Linked DNA regions of Homo sapiens: region 1 is linked to region 2. Evidence: chromatin contacts called from ENCODE Hi-C or POLR2A ChIA-PET data. All regions are on one chromosome and are shown on one strand. The core of a region is the stretch at or near the end of the contact, and the rest is flanking DNA. Distances in the headings are between cores, read along the strand shown. Region 1 overlaps AGPAT4 (1-acylglycerol-3-phosphate O-acyltransferase 4). Region 2 overlaps MAP3K4 (mitogen-activated protein kinase kinase kinase 4).

Evidence for each region. Hi-C counts contacts between places; a loop is a spot of excess contacts on that map. ChIA-PET counts read pairs that join two places held with the same protein, here RNA polymerase II (POLR2A). Pooled maps may share reads with other maps.
Region 1: a loop to region 2 is called in a pooled map, with 4 times the contacts of the local background. The contact joins two enhancer-like sites. A Hi-C loop is called at or near these places in 4 of 50 pooled maps. POLR2A ChIA-PET finds 5 or more read pairs at or near these places in 2 of 52 experiments (activated CD4-positive, alpha-beta T cell and activated CD4-positive, alpha-beta memory T cell).

The regions. Positions count from the first base shown.
Region 1 is chr6:161,221,599-161,227,741 of GRCh38, reverse strand. The region is part of intron 2 of AGPAT4 (1-acylglycerol-3-phosphate O-acyltransferase 4); the gene reads left to right. Among named protein-coding and RNA genes, the nearest start is that of AGPAT4, 49 kb to the left of the region's middle. RefSeq lists silencers at 1,056-1,361, 4,364-4,606. Within about 2 kb of position 1,306, at least 7 of the 41 ENCODE cell types and tissues checked have a DNase peak (open chromatin) inside an H3K27ac peak, as active enhancers do.
Region 2 is chr6:161,077,647-161,083,932 of GRCh38, reverse strand. It overlaps MAP3K4 (mitogen-activated protein kinase kinase kinase 4), which reads right to left. Exons shown (of 27, transcript NM_005922.4): 6 at 2,895-3,052. Among named protein-coding and RNA genes, the nearest start is that of AGPAT4-IT1, 81 kb to the left of the region's middle. RefSeq lists an enhancer at 3,236-4,435. Within about 2 kb of position 3,157, at least 5 of the 41 ENCODE cell types and tissues checked have a DNase peak (open chromatin) inside an H3K27ac peak, as active enhancers do.

The DNA of each region.
Region 1 (6,143 bases), core at 57-2,556, 150 kb before region 2:
AATAATAAACATTTGTAACATACTTCAGGATGTGTAAGTCACTTCAGATTTGCTACTCGAGAAGGGATTTGGCAGTGGCCAGGAGGCCTGGCAGAAGTTGGTCTGCTCCTATCTGGAAGATGGGATCAGGGCCTGGTAACAGGTCAGGAACAGCGGCAGCAAGGGCTGTGCGTGCAAGAGGGTTGGGAGCTCCGAGTTGCTGGAGAAACTGCAGAGCAAGTCATGTGATTACTAGAACCTGTCTGAAATTAACGACCACGGAGAATGGGAGTCCTCAACTCTACTTTCCCGAGAGGAAGCAGATATTCCACCCAGCCGAGCCTTGGGGCAAAAAGGCAGTCAGGTCTTCCATCTGGGTTGGGGGCTTGTGCTTTAGCACCTCCTCTGGGTAAGGGTGCCTCAATTTTGAATCTGTTCATGTGCTTATTGACCAAGGTGTCACCAGGTAGGTCTGAAAACCTAACAAGACAACCTAGTGGGACAGAGCAGTCTTTGGCACATGAGTCATAAAAGGAGACCTACTAGAGGCCGGTGTTTCTGAATCTCCACCCTGAAAGGTATACGACCTGCTGATTTTGTGGGCTTTCCTGTGTATGCCATTCTAATCCCAGACACTAGCAGACTGATTCACTTTTCTGCCAGCACTGGAAACTGTCTCCAGGTGTGTGACTGCTAGCTGACCTGCTAGGTGAGGCCTGAATTTGAATTTCCCCCTCCTTATGCATAAAGTACTTTTTGCACATTGTATTTTCAAACTGTAAAACAAAACAATCTTTCCTTCTTCTATTCCTTCTTCCTTCTTCTTCCCTGCTTTGCCTAGGAGCTCCCCCGAGGGAGGTCAGCTGTCATTCTGATGGCCTCAGGATGATGCTGTGGGTGCTGGGCCAGCACTTTCATTTTGCTGTCATTGCTGGGCTGGGGAAACTCCTTCTGCCTGCAGACCCTCCTGCCCGGCAGCACAGGGAAGGCAAGGTGGCCTCTCAGGAGCCTCCTCTATGGTAACCTCTCTGTGGGGAATCCTGGCCACATCAATGTGCTATCATCTGCTTTCATTCTATGTGTTAAAATTTTATACAAAGTGAACCTAGCTCTCCAGCCCTGCCTGGCTGCCTTTCTGACTCTCTGAGAAGTGAGAGAAGATGGAGGGCGGCAGCTTCCTGATGTTTGTCAACTTGACCAGGCAACAACTGGGTGTGGGCCACCCCCTACCCCACAAATGAAAATACAAGGGAAGTCTGTGGTGTTCTCGATAAGAAAGCTGTTGATCCCCCAAAGAGAGTGTCGCTGTGGCTTTTCCAACCCCTGCATGACCTTGAGAGAAGCAGTTTGTTCTGCTAACTCTGCAGCCGGCTTCCTCTATGCTTCTCCTCCCTGCCTGATTAATGACAGGGCTGCTTTTTCTCATTTCAATTCAATCTAAGCAGGAGTTTTCACTCTTTGAGTTCCAAACAGGTTTTGACTCCTTCACTTGTCCTGATAGGTAGTTACTCAGCTCCAAGATGTCAGAAAGGGAGTGTCCCTGAGTGGCCCCTGTCCTAACCCTTCATATCACTGCCTTTGAGCCTGTCAAAATGTGGAGTTGGGCAGGACCTACTGGCTACCTCTGCTGGGAGGACACAGCCTCAAATTTGGGTCCCCTCTTTGAAGGTCCAAAGAGTCATCCTTATCAGTTCCCAGATGGTGATCGCCTTCCCAGAAGAGGGTTCAGTAACCGGCTGTAGGTGGACATGATCCTAAAACTGATCATCTCTCCCTTCAGAGTAGCTGAACAACAGTGGCTTTGGCGAGTCAAGTCGGATGGAAAGGAATTTAAAAGACCCGTGACCCATGATGAAGGGAATTTAAAGCCTCTCAGACCCGCCTAGGCCTCCTTCTGCCTGTGGCTCTAAGATTCTAACCCAAAGGCAAAGCCCTGCCTCCTGGACTGAGCAAGCGGCCCACGAGTTTATCTGTTGGGACAACCTTTTCCTCTTTTTCCTCTGTCACCTGCGGGTACCTTTTACTTCTGAAGTGTGTCCACGCTGCACAGCTGAAACAAGCAAACACTGCCTGACTTCACCTGGAGTCACACACCCTGACGGCTCCACATCACGAGATCCCTCTGCTTCCACCAGTGATGGGCTAGCGGGGTTGCTTCCAGAAACTGACGAAAAGCAACCTTCCTTCTTTTCTTTTCTAGTTCTAAGGGGTGTATCTCCTGGGAGACCTCAGGAAGTGACAGGGAATTGTTATAAATAAAGTTTCGGTGCTGCAAAAGAAATAGCACTCGAATATAAAATTTTCTTTTTAATTCTCAGCAAGGCAAGTTACTTCTATAGAAGGGTGCACCCTTACAGATGGAGCAATGGTGAGTGCACACTTGGACAAGAGAGGGGAAGGGGTTCTTATCCCTGAAGCCCATGGCCCCTGCTGCTGTGTCCTTCCCCTATTGGCTAGGGTTAGACTGCACAGGTTAAACTAATTCTGATTGGCTAATTTAAAGAGAGTGACGGGGTGAGTGGTTTGGCGGGAAAAATGGTTATGACAGGGGACGGAATCAGAATGAGTCAGGGTAGAGTAGGTAATTGGAATGAGTCAGGGTGGAGCAGGTCATCGGAAGGAGTCAGGGTGGAGCAGGTAATCCGAATGAGTCTGGGTAGAGCAGGTAATAATCCGAATGAGTCAGGGTGAAGCAGGTAATCGGAATGAGTCAGGGTGGAGCAGGTAGTTGGAAGGAGTCAGGGTGAAGCACGTAATTGGAATGAGTCAGGGTGGAGCAGGTAATCGAAACAGGTTGCTTTACGAGGAAGTTAAGATTAAAAGTAGAAGGCAAAGAATTGAACATACTGACATATTGATTCTTTGAAAAGAAATTTAGAACTCATATCTAACAGAATCTATAACTGGACCAATGAAATGAGTAAGCTATGTTGAATCAAGCAACAAAGATGTTACTTTTACATCTAAGTCATTTTCTGATTTATTCAAGAAGTATTCAGCACCTAATATGTGTCAGGCATTGCGTTTGGTACTTGGGAAATAGTGGGAAGCAAAGGCAGCTACTGTCCTGCCCTCAGAGAGCTTGCAGTCTGGTTTTCTTTCTTTTTTTTTTTTTTTTTTTTGAGAAGGAGTCTTGCTCTGTCACCCAGGCTGGAGTGCAGTGGCCAATCTCGGTTCACTGCAGCCTCTGCCTCCCAGGCTCAGATGATTCTCCTGCCTCAGCCTCCCGAGTAGCTGGGATTACAGACAGGTGCCACCGTGCCCAGCTAATTTTTATATTTTTAGTAGATGGGGTTTCACCATGTTGCCCAGGCTGGTCTTGAACTCCTGACCTCAAGTGATCCTCCCACCTCGACCTCCCAAAGTGCTGGGATTACAGGAGTGAGCCACCACATCTGGCTGCAGTCTGGTTTTCTAAAGATCTTATCATAATCTCTTACAAAACGGTTCTACTTGCCACATGTTATACTAATCAGCATTAACAGGACAGAACCATCCATCCATCCCATGTTTGGGCACAAATGGACCTTGTTCTGTTTTCTCCTCTCTTAGTAAAGCTTTATGTATAGGACAACAAACAAACAAACAAGCAACAACAAAAGACCATATCAGGTTAGCAAGTCAGCATGCCAAATGGAATGTAGCAGAAGCAATCCAGAAATTGCTTTAATTTAGATCTCACTTAAAATTCTTTATCAAGTTAAAGAATTTAAGTATCTGAATTTACATGATACTGGAATGATAGATGGGAGAAAAATAAAAGAATCACGATCCGTGCAGGCTAAGAGGAACAACACTTCCTGATTCTGCCTTTTTATTCTATGAACTTTTAGCCAGCTAGTATTTACTGAGCACTTACTGTTCCAGGAACTGTTTTGAGTAGTTAGGCACAGAGAGTTTAAGTGACTTGCCCAGGGTCACACAGGAAGTGATGGAGCAGAGATTGGGGCCAGGAGGTCTTTGAGTGGAGAGCCTTTCACTTTGGCACAACCCAGCCCTGCCCTGCATTTGAGGAGCCAAGCTCTGGAGGTGAGGCCATGTGTCCAACTGGTCAGTGTAGTAAGTGATGTGTTCTCAAACCTGTGGCCTCTGAGGTGCCACTCCACGGGGCTATGGAATAAAAAGAGAAGCATACTCATTAATGGACAGCTATTTTCAGCTGCAGTCATTACACTCGCTACATTTGTCACGTGTTGATTATGTATTAAGCATTGTGCTAAACCTTTCCTAGCCATTACCTCATTTAATAACACCGCTATGTGAACAGGCAATTCACCTGTTAAATGAGGCGAGAGGTTGGATGACTTGCCTAAGGCCGAACAGAGAGGAGGAGAGCTGAGATTCCAAAATCCCCTTTTCCACCACACTTTGAAATAAGCAAATGTCAAATGCTATGCAAGTTTTTATTTTAACACCCAAGGATGATGTTAAGCAAACATCTGCTAGGATCAAACCTGTGCATGCTAATTCGCTGCAGAATGCCTGTCGCCGCCCAGCAGGCATTCTTTAACAAACGTGCACCCAAGCTCAGTCCAGGGGGCCAGGCACTGGGGTCAGCACCTGGAGAACAGAGATGAGAGGGGTGCAGCTGCTGTCCTTGGTAGGGACCCAGTCTAGTGGAGAAGGCTCATAGACCCAGCATGGTAGAGCAGTGAGTTGATGATTAGACTGGAGGTACACAGGGAGTGCAGGGAAGGGGACAGCCCAGCCATCCTGTGCAGGGCGCAGCGACGTCCCCGTGAAGCAGCATCACAAGCCAGGTGCTGAGGAATGAGGGGAATTGTGAGATGTTGGCAAGAGGAGAGGTGGTTCAGTAGGTGGCAGGAGCATATGCTGGCATCACCAAGTGGCTAAATGGGTTTATTCAGGCAGCCAGGCACCCGAAGGAGATGGACCTATCAAATGTCATCATGGCCTTGCTGTGTCGTGAGGCCACCGTGCAAATGAATGAGGCCAGAGGAAGCATCCACAGACACCTGCAGGAGAGCAGGCAGGCATACAGTAGCGCCTAGCAGCAACTTGCAGCCATTGACCCTCTCACTAGATGGGCTCCAAGTATCCATCCCTCAGAAATTTCAATAATTGTGACCATCGGTTTACTTCAAGATTTATTTTTGTCTTGACCTGAACCATTGTTCAAAATGTGCCTTGAGAAACTGTTAATTGGAATTTGAAAAAAAAAAAAATCTGTTCATGCGTAATCTTTTATAGAAAGATGCCCAGCTGGGTCATTATTTCCTTGAACCACGTTATACCCTAAATATTATTAAGTAAAAATAGCACAATACAAAACTCTTGGTACATTCTAATACCAATTTTATAAATATAGACTGGAAGTAAAGTTGTCAAAGTGCTATTTTTAGGAATTAGAGATGATTTTAGAAAATTGTCTTATTATCTGGATGTCTTATATTTTACACAATGATCATGTATGTTATAAACTGGAAAAAATACAAAATAAAACCCAAACACCAAAAAAGGACAAAATAAGGAACAGCTTATGGAATGAGTAGAAAAGGAAAATATAAAGTGAGCCCATTGTGAAATCAAATGTGCTGAAATTCATCAGCACCTTTTATTGATTGATGGATGGATTGACTGCATCTTCCAGGCTGGGTGTGGCAGAGGCCCTGAGACCAGGGGTGACAAGGAAGGTGTTTCAGGCTGTGCCTTACAGGACCTGAGCAGAGCATAGTCAACCCTCATCCCAAATATTGCAGTCATTCGTGGAAAGGAACTGAGAGGAAAGAGCTGGACGCTTGGTGTCACACCTGAATTATGTCCTTCCAAGATGTTGAAAGCCCAGTGCTTGTGAATGTGAACTTGTTTGGAAATAGAGTCTTCATAGATGATCAAGTTAAGATGAGGCCATTAGGGTATGCCCTAATCCCACAAGACTGCGTCTTTATAAAATGTGGACACAGAGAAAGACATGCAGAGAGGAAGACGATGTGAAGATACGAGGACAATATCCCCTGCAAGCCAAGGAACACCTGGCTCCCAGCCGCTGGGAGAGAGCTGTGACACAGATCCTCCCTCACATGCTCAGAAGGAACCAACCCTGCTAACACCCCGATCTGAGGTTCCTGGAATCCAGAACTCAGACAATCAATTTCTGTTACTTCAGTTCCCCAGTCTGTGGTCCTTTGGCAGCCCCAGGAAAT
Region 2 (6,286 bases), core at 1,908-4,407:
GATCTAGTAACAGAGAGCAGGTAAGCACAGAACTAATATCAGATGCAGCAGGAGGTAAGTGCTAGGCTTGTCGGAGGAGGAGAAAGACCAACCCCGAAGGCACAGTTTCAGACCCATTGAAGGCATGGCTTCATGTCCAGAAAGCCCTGCAATGGGCCTTGCAGGCAAATGCAGAATTTTAACAGGTGGACTAATACTGGGAAAAGGAAAATCTGCGAGGAAGAAAATGGAAAAGGCGGAAGGAAAGTCCAGGAAGAACAATAAATATGATTAAAAAGCATGAAGATGTAGTCAAGCAAGCATGTTCATGAAAAAAGAAAATCATCCAATCTGAAGAGTAGTGGGTATTTAGGCTACAAAGGGACAGGGGAAAGTCCTGCGGCCATGCTGTGGAGGGCAATGGATGTCATGCTCATTAGTTTGGCGTTTGATAAGCAAAGAGAGTAAATTTTAAAATATCTGATTGGGAAAGGGGTCTGATTGGAAACAATGCTTTTAAAGAACATTATACAAAAATACTAGAATGTACTTATTCAACAAATATTGAGTGCCTATTACGTACTAAGCAGCAGCAAACAAAACCAGTAAAAGCCCTCCAGTGGATGGAGAAACACAATAAATAAAACAAAAATGTGAAATGTATTTCAGGTTATTGGTAAGTGCTATGGAGAAAAGGAACAGAGAAAAAAGCTAAGGAGTTGTGGGTAGGAATTTCCATCTTAAATATACCGAGAAGGTAACATCTGGATAAAGACCTGAAGGAAGTGGGGAAACAAGTCATGAAAATAACTGGGAGGAAGAGCACTCCATGCAGAGGGGCCAGCTGGTGAAAAGGGCCTAAGGCTGGAACATGCCTGGCCCGAGACAGTGAGGAAGCCACTGTGGCTGGGAAGCGAGCACAGGACAGGAGGGTCTAGAAGGAGGACAAAGACGTAATGAGAAATAGGACCATGTCAGGCCTTGCGGGCCATTGTTAGGCAGTCTTACGTTTCCTGAGTAAGATGGGGAGCCACTGGGAAATTGAGAGAAGACAATGGTCTGACATACACTTTAACCAGACCATTCAGGCTGTGGTGTTGAGAATAAACTCTAGGAGGCTTCAGGCAGAAGTAGGGAGACTGTTTAGAGAGCTACTGCAATAACATACGTGAGAAATGACAACCTGGGAAGAGTGGAAGTGTGGAGTGCTTGAGAGGCAGAGGTCAGATTCTGGATATACCCTCAAAGGGCACCCAAAAAGAGTCGAGGTAGTGTGTGCAGGAAACAAAGGAGTCAGCGCTGATTCCAACACCGACTGACCCTGGGAGAAACAGTGTTTGAAGCCGGAGCTGCTGCTCTAATACAACAGATAAAATGCAGTGGAGTCCAGAACTAGAATAAAAGTGGACTGTTCACAAGAAGGGGGAATGAAAAAGCCCTGGAGCTTCTCAGGGCGAGGATCATGAAAGCAAAGGCCAGAGACTGCACTCTAGGGAATTTGAAGGACAAGCAAAAGATAGAAACACAAAGACTGACAAGAGGAAGTGAGGGTACAGTGACACTAAACAACATGAATTTGTAGTGAAACTAAAGAGTAACCTTTAAAAACATTTCTTCAACAAAGCTTGACAGGTTGGAAACAGAAAATGCAAACAGAAGGAATTAGGCAAAGCAGAATCATGGAAAAGTAAGGGGGGAGACATGTTGCAAATGACAATGAATGCCTTTTTTAAAAAGGCTGACTATGGGCACCAAGCTGAACAGACAAGCAAAGACAGCCTGGGGATCACAGCCTGACGGATGGAGTTATGAGAGGAGAGCAAGTTCACTGTCCACTCCAAATAAAGAGAGAGGATGTAAAAAGAACTGGCCATTAGAACAGAGAAGTGGATACGAGATTCCGAGACTGAACATAGGAGAAATCGGCAGAGTCAAGAACAAAGCTAAAGCTAGAGTCCTGCAGAAGTCACGCTGACGGGACCAGGAGACAGGGTAGGCAGCAGAAGCTGCTGCTCTAATACAAGAGACAAAATGCAATGGGGTCTAGGACTAGAATAGGCATGCTCTTATGAATGAGACTTTATAAAAGGGATACAGAAAAAATAAAATGCCTGATGAGACAAGTGGGAGAAGGTGGTGCCAAAAGACAGCAGCAGAATCTAAAGCACAGAAGGACACTGATCCTCATCTGAGCCAAAGCAAGTCCGAGGTGCAGTGGCCACCAGCAAAGACCACGGAGACGCGGCCTGTGCCCAGCGATCCCAAGCTTGCATGCAAGATGTTCATTTCCTAGAACTGACAGACCAGCCCTGCGACTCTGCACTGCTCTCTTCATGATTCCCCCTTGTTTACACTTCTATTCCTTCACCCTATATACACCCAATTCATAAAGAGAGTCTGTGATGAGCACTACATTCCCCAAACAGTGGCAGTAAAAATGCTTAAAATACTTCTTAAGTTCTGCATGTCCCCACCAAGACTGATATACGCGGGTATATTCTACTCTTGAAGGACTTACAATCTCCTTCCTTTTATTAGGGGGAAAAAGAGTTTATTCTAGGGCAGAAGTTCTCAAGTTCAAAGCTGACATCTGAGTGGATAATTCTGTTGTGGGGCTGTTCTGTGTGCCGTGAATGTGCGGCAGCCTCCCTCCCCCCGCCCACTCGCTGCCAGGAGCATCTTCCCAGTCATGACCATCAAGTGTCTCCAGATACTGCCCAATGTCCCCAAGGGGAAAAAATCACCCCTGACTGAGAAACACCACTCAAAACTTGGAAGAGGGTGCACATATGAGATATGGATAACTGCAATTTTCATGTAACTAAACATACAAACACATAGGAGAGAATCAGTGAGTAAATGGTGTGAGAGTGAGAAGGTGGGAGCGTCGCGTTCAGAAGCACAAGGATTCCTACCAGAAAAGCTTCCCGGCCTGTGCTTCTCCTCCCCGTATGTAATGAGTTATTTCTTTGGTGAAATTCCATTCTTCTTCTAACAGATTTTTTAAACTATGCGATGCTTGAGGTAATTGCTGTAGCATTTGGATCCAGCTTCTCATGTAATCAAAATACACCTTAAAACACAAAAAGTAAAGGGAGACATTTGAAAGTAGAACTTGGCAACTCAGCGCTCTCACCTGAAAGCTACACATCAGCAGGGTAAAGTGGGGGCGGGCCGGGGGCTGTCACAGGCACGCAGCACCGACAGAAGCAAGGTTCTCACCACTGTTAGCTGAGGTCTAAATGAGGATTTTTTAAAAAATCACAAAACTAACTCCCCAGCAATTTAACATATTATTGACAACCCCTTCAAAATCCTAACAACAAAAATGTTCACAATCTACAATAAAGGGGAAAAAATCAAAAGAACAGTACCCAGAACTTTTCATTATGAATGTACTGTCAACATTATTCCTTTAAGAGGTTAGGATCTTCACTTAATGACCTACTTTAGCTTGAAATGGTGCCTTATGTGCAGAGAGGAGGACGTCAACACCCTTCTTCGCACCACCCCTTCCTAACATCCGGATTTGCGTGATAAAATGTTTTCAAGGCTTGCAACATATAAATGATGATCTAAAACCAAAATATCCAGTTGTTCTGAAGTGGGATTTATGCCCACCACAAGTCCTATTACAACAGCTTTCCCGTTCTTAAATCCTCCTTTAGATTTATCCCGTGGTCAGCAGGGTTCAACTATCAAGCAGTTTTTCTCAACAGGTTTGCAATGGCCACCTTCTAGAACAACCCTGTCTATGGACTCCTTTACTTAAAAGAATAGCTTGACGGGGTAGGAGATATTTGAGTCACACATTCTCTCTCGGAACTTTTCAGACATCACTCCACTCCCTTCCAACCCCGAGTGTGACTCAGCGTGAAGCAGTCTGTCGCCAACCTGAGCGCCCACCCACCACTGCTCTCCCACATCCTGAAGGTGACTACACTCGGGTGTCCACACTCAGATGTTTACAGGATTCCTTTCTCTATCCTAGGTTTCAGTGTTTTCACCAGGCTACATCTCAGACTTCATTGTTGGGAAAGATATTTTTCTGAGATCTAGTAATAACTTTCAGTAGGCAAATCTGAAGTCTATTCTTTATCTCAAGACAACTGTCTTCTGCTGTATCGTTCACTGTGTCTGAGTCCTCCATCCTCCAGGTGTGTGGTGTGACTCTGAAGTTCTGGGTCTGTTATGACTAGAGTTGTGTGTGCAGAATCTGCAATTCATGGGTCTACAGTCCTCAACACGAGGCTCAGAACCGCCCTTTCACTTCTTGGTGAGCTCCCCCATCTCCGTGTTTTTCCTTCCTGAGGACAGCTTCTTCCTTGCGGCCCCCAAGGGGCAACTATCTGTCTTTTTCTTTTTCTTTCTTTTTTTGAGATGGAGTTTCCTCTTGCTGCCCAGGCTGGAGTGCAATGGCACGATCTCGGCTCACCGCAACCTCTGCCTCCCGGGTTCAAGCGATTCTCCTGCCTCAGCCTCCTGAGTAGCTGGGATTACAGGCATGCGCCACCACAACTGGCTAATTTCGTATTTTTAGCCGAGACGGGGTTTCTCCATGTTGGTCAGGCTGGTCTCAAACTCCTGACCTCAGGCAATCTGTCCACCTTGGCCTCCCAAAGTGCTGGGATTACAGGCGTGAACCACTGCGTCCGGCCAACTCTCTGTCTTTCTATGCACTCAAAGGCTGCAAAGTCAGCTTCCTCCTGTTCCCACTGCTTTTTTTTTTTTTTTTTTCTTGAGACAGGGTCCTGCTCTGTTTCCCAGGTTGGAGTGCAATGGCATGATCTTGGCTTACTGCAACCACTGCCTCCCAGGTTCAAGTGATTCTCCTGCCTCAGCCTCCTAAGTAGCTGGGACTACATGTGTACACCACCATGCCCAGCTGATTTTTGTATTTTTAGTAGAGACGGGGTTTTGCCATGTTGGCCAGGCTGGTCTCGAACTCCTGACATCAGGTGATCCACCAGCCTCGGCCTCCCAAAGTGTTGGGATTACAGTCGAGAGCCACCGCACCCGGCTCCAACTGCTCCTTTTAAACCATAATTTGTATATATTCTTCTTTAGAAAGCAAAACAAAAGACCCTACCCCTTTAAGATTTACGTCATCAGCCACACCACTGGCCCCCTCTTCAGACTGTCACCTATGGACTTCTAATCGGCCTTCATCTAACAGTCTTTCCTCCATCTCGGGCTCGGCCACCCTGCCGTGGCTTAGCATCATGCGGAAAACCCACCGAACACTTCTTCAGTCCAGCTTCCTGACTGCCTCCATCTCCAGTGGCCCTTTCTCCACTTTTGATGGGGTTCCACCTTGGATCTTGTCATTGCCAGAACTGCTCCAACCCCCAAATCACCAGTTCAAACACCTGATAATAAAGCCCCCTCTCCTCCTTCCAGGAGATTTGTTCAACCACTACCACTGCAACTTGTTTTAGCCCTGTCTGGAACCCAGTCCACTGACTGCTCATCTTTCTGCAACTCACAACCCCCTCCTTTGTTCGCTTTCCTCTGGCTTCAGTTCAGATCCCATGGGCTTATCCTTTCAACTGCACTGCTATCAGCATGCTGGCGTCCCCGCTGCTGCCTGCACCCTGCAGCCCCTTACTGTCTTTTCATCTCACCTGTTGGTCAAGACCCCAAAGCTGGCTTAAGCCTAACCATCCCATTCCCCCTGCCCACACTCAAGGAGCTGGGGGGACTAGTCATAATCACCAGCCACATAACATTTCTGGGAGTCATATTTCTATCTCTACTTAGCTCACTTTCCTTCTGTCTAGAGCCACCAGTTTGAAACTTCCCCATTTTCCTCCAACTGCCAATACCCACCACCACCCATTCTCAGCAGATGATCTCTACCTCTCCACACAAAAATAGAAGTCATTTGGTATAAAATCTTCCTGGTCCCAAACATGCAAACCTACAGGGTTACATCCTCTCTTCCTCCCTTCTTTATAGCAGAGGAACTACTGTTCCTCCTAATCCCAAAGCTTGTGCTTTGAGTTTGAGACCCATCTCCTCCAGAAGTCTGAGGAACCTCACCCTTTTCTCGTATATACATATTAATACATATATATATTTTTTTCCCATCTCTTTCCCTTAGTTTGCAAAGTCAAGCCTGAGGGCTTTCAAATGCCCTCAGCCCAATTTAAAACTCCTCACCGGACTCACATCTTCACCACTCACACAGCTGCAGGAGCTGGACACCCACAGTCACTCCCAACACCTTGTTCACATTTGATCCACCCGAGTCCTGCCATTTCACTGCCTACGTTTCCTTTGAATCCTTATACTTCTTTCTGAATGT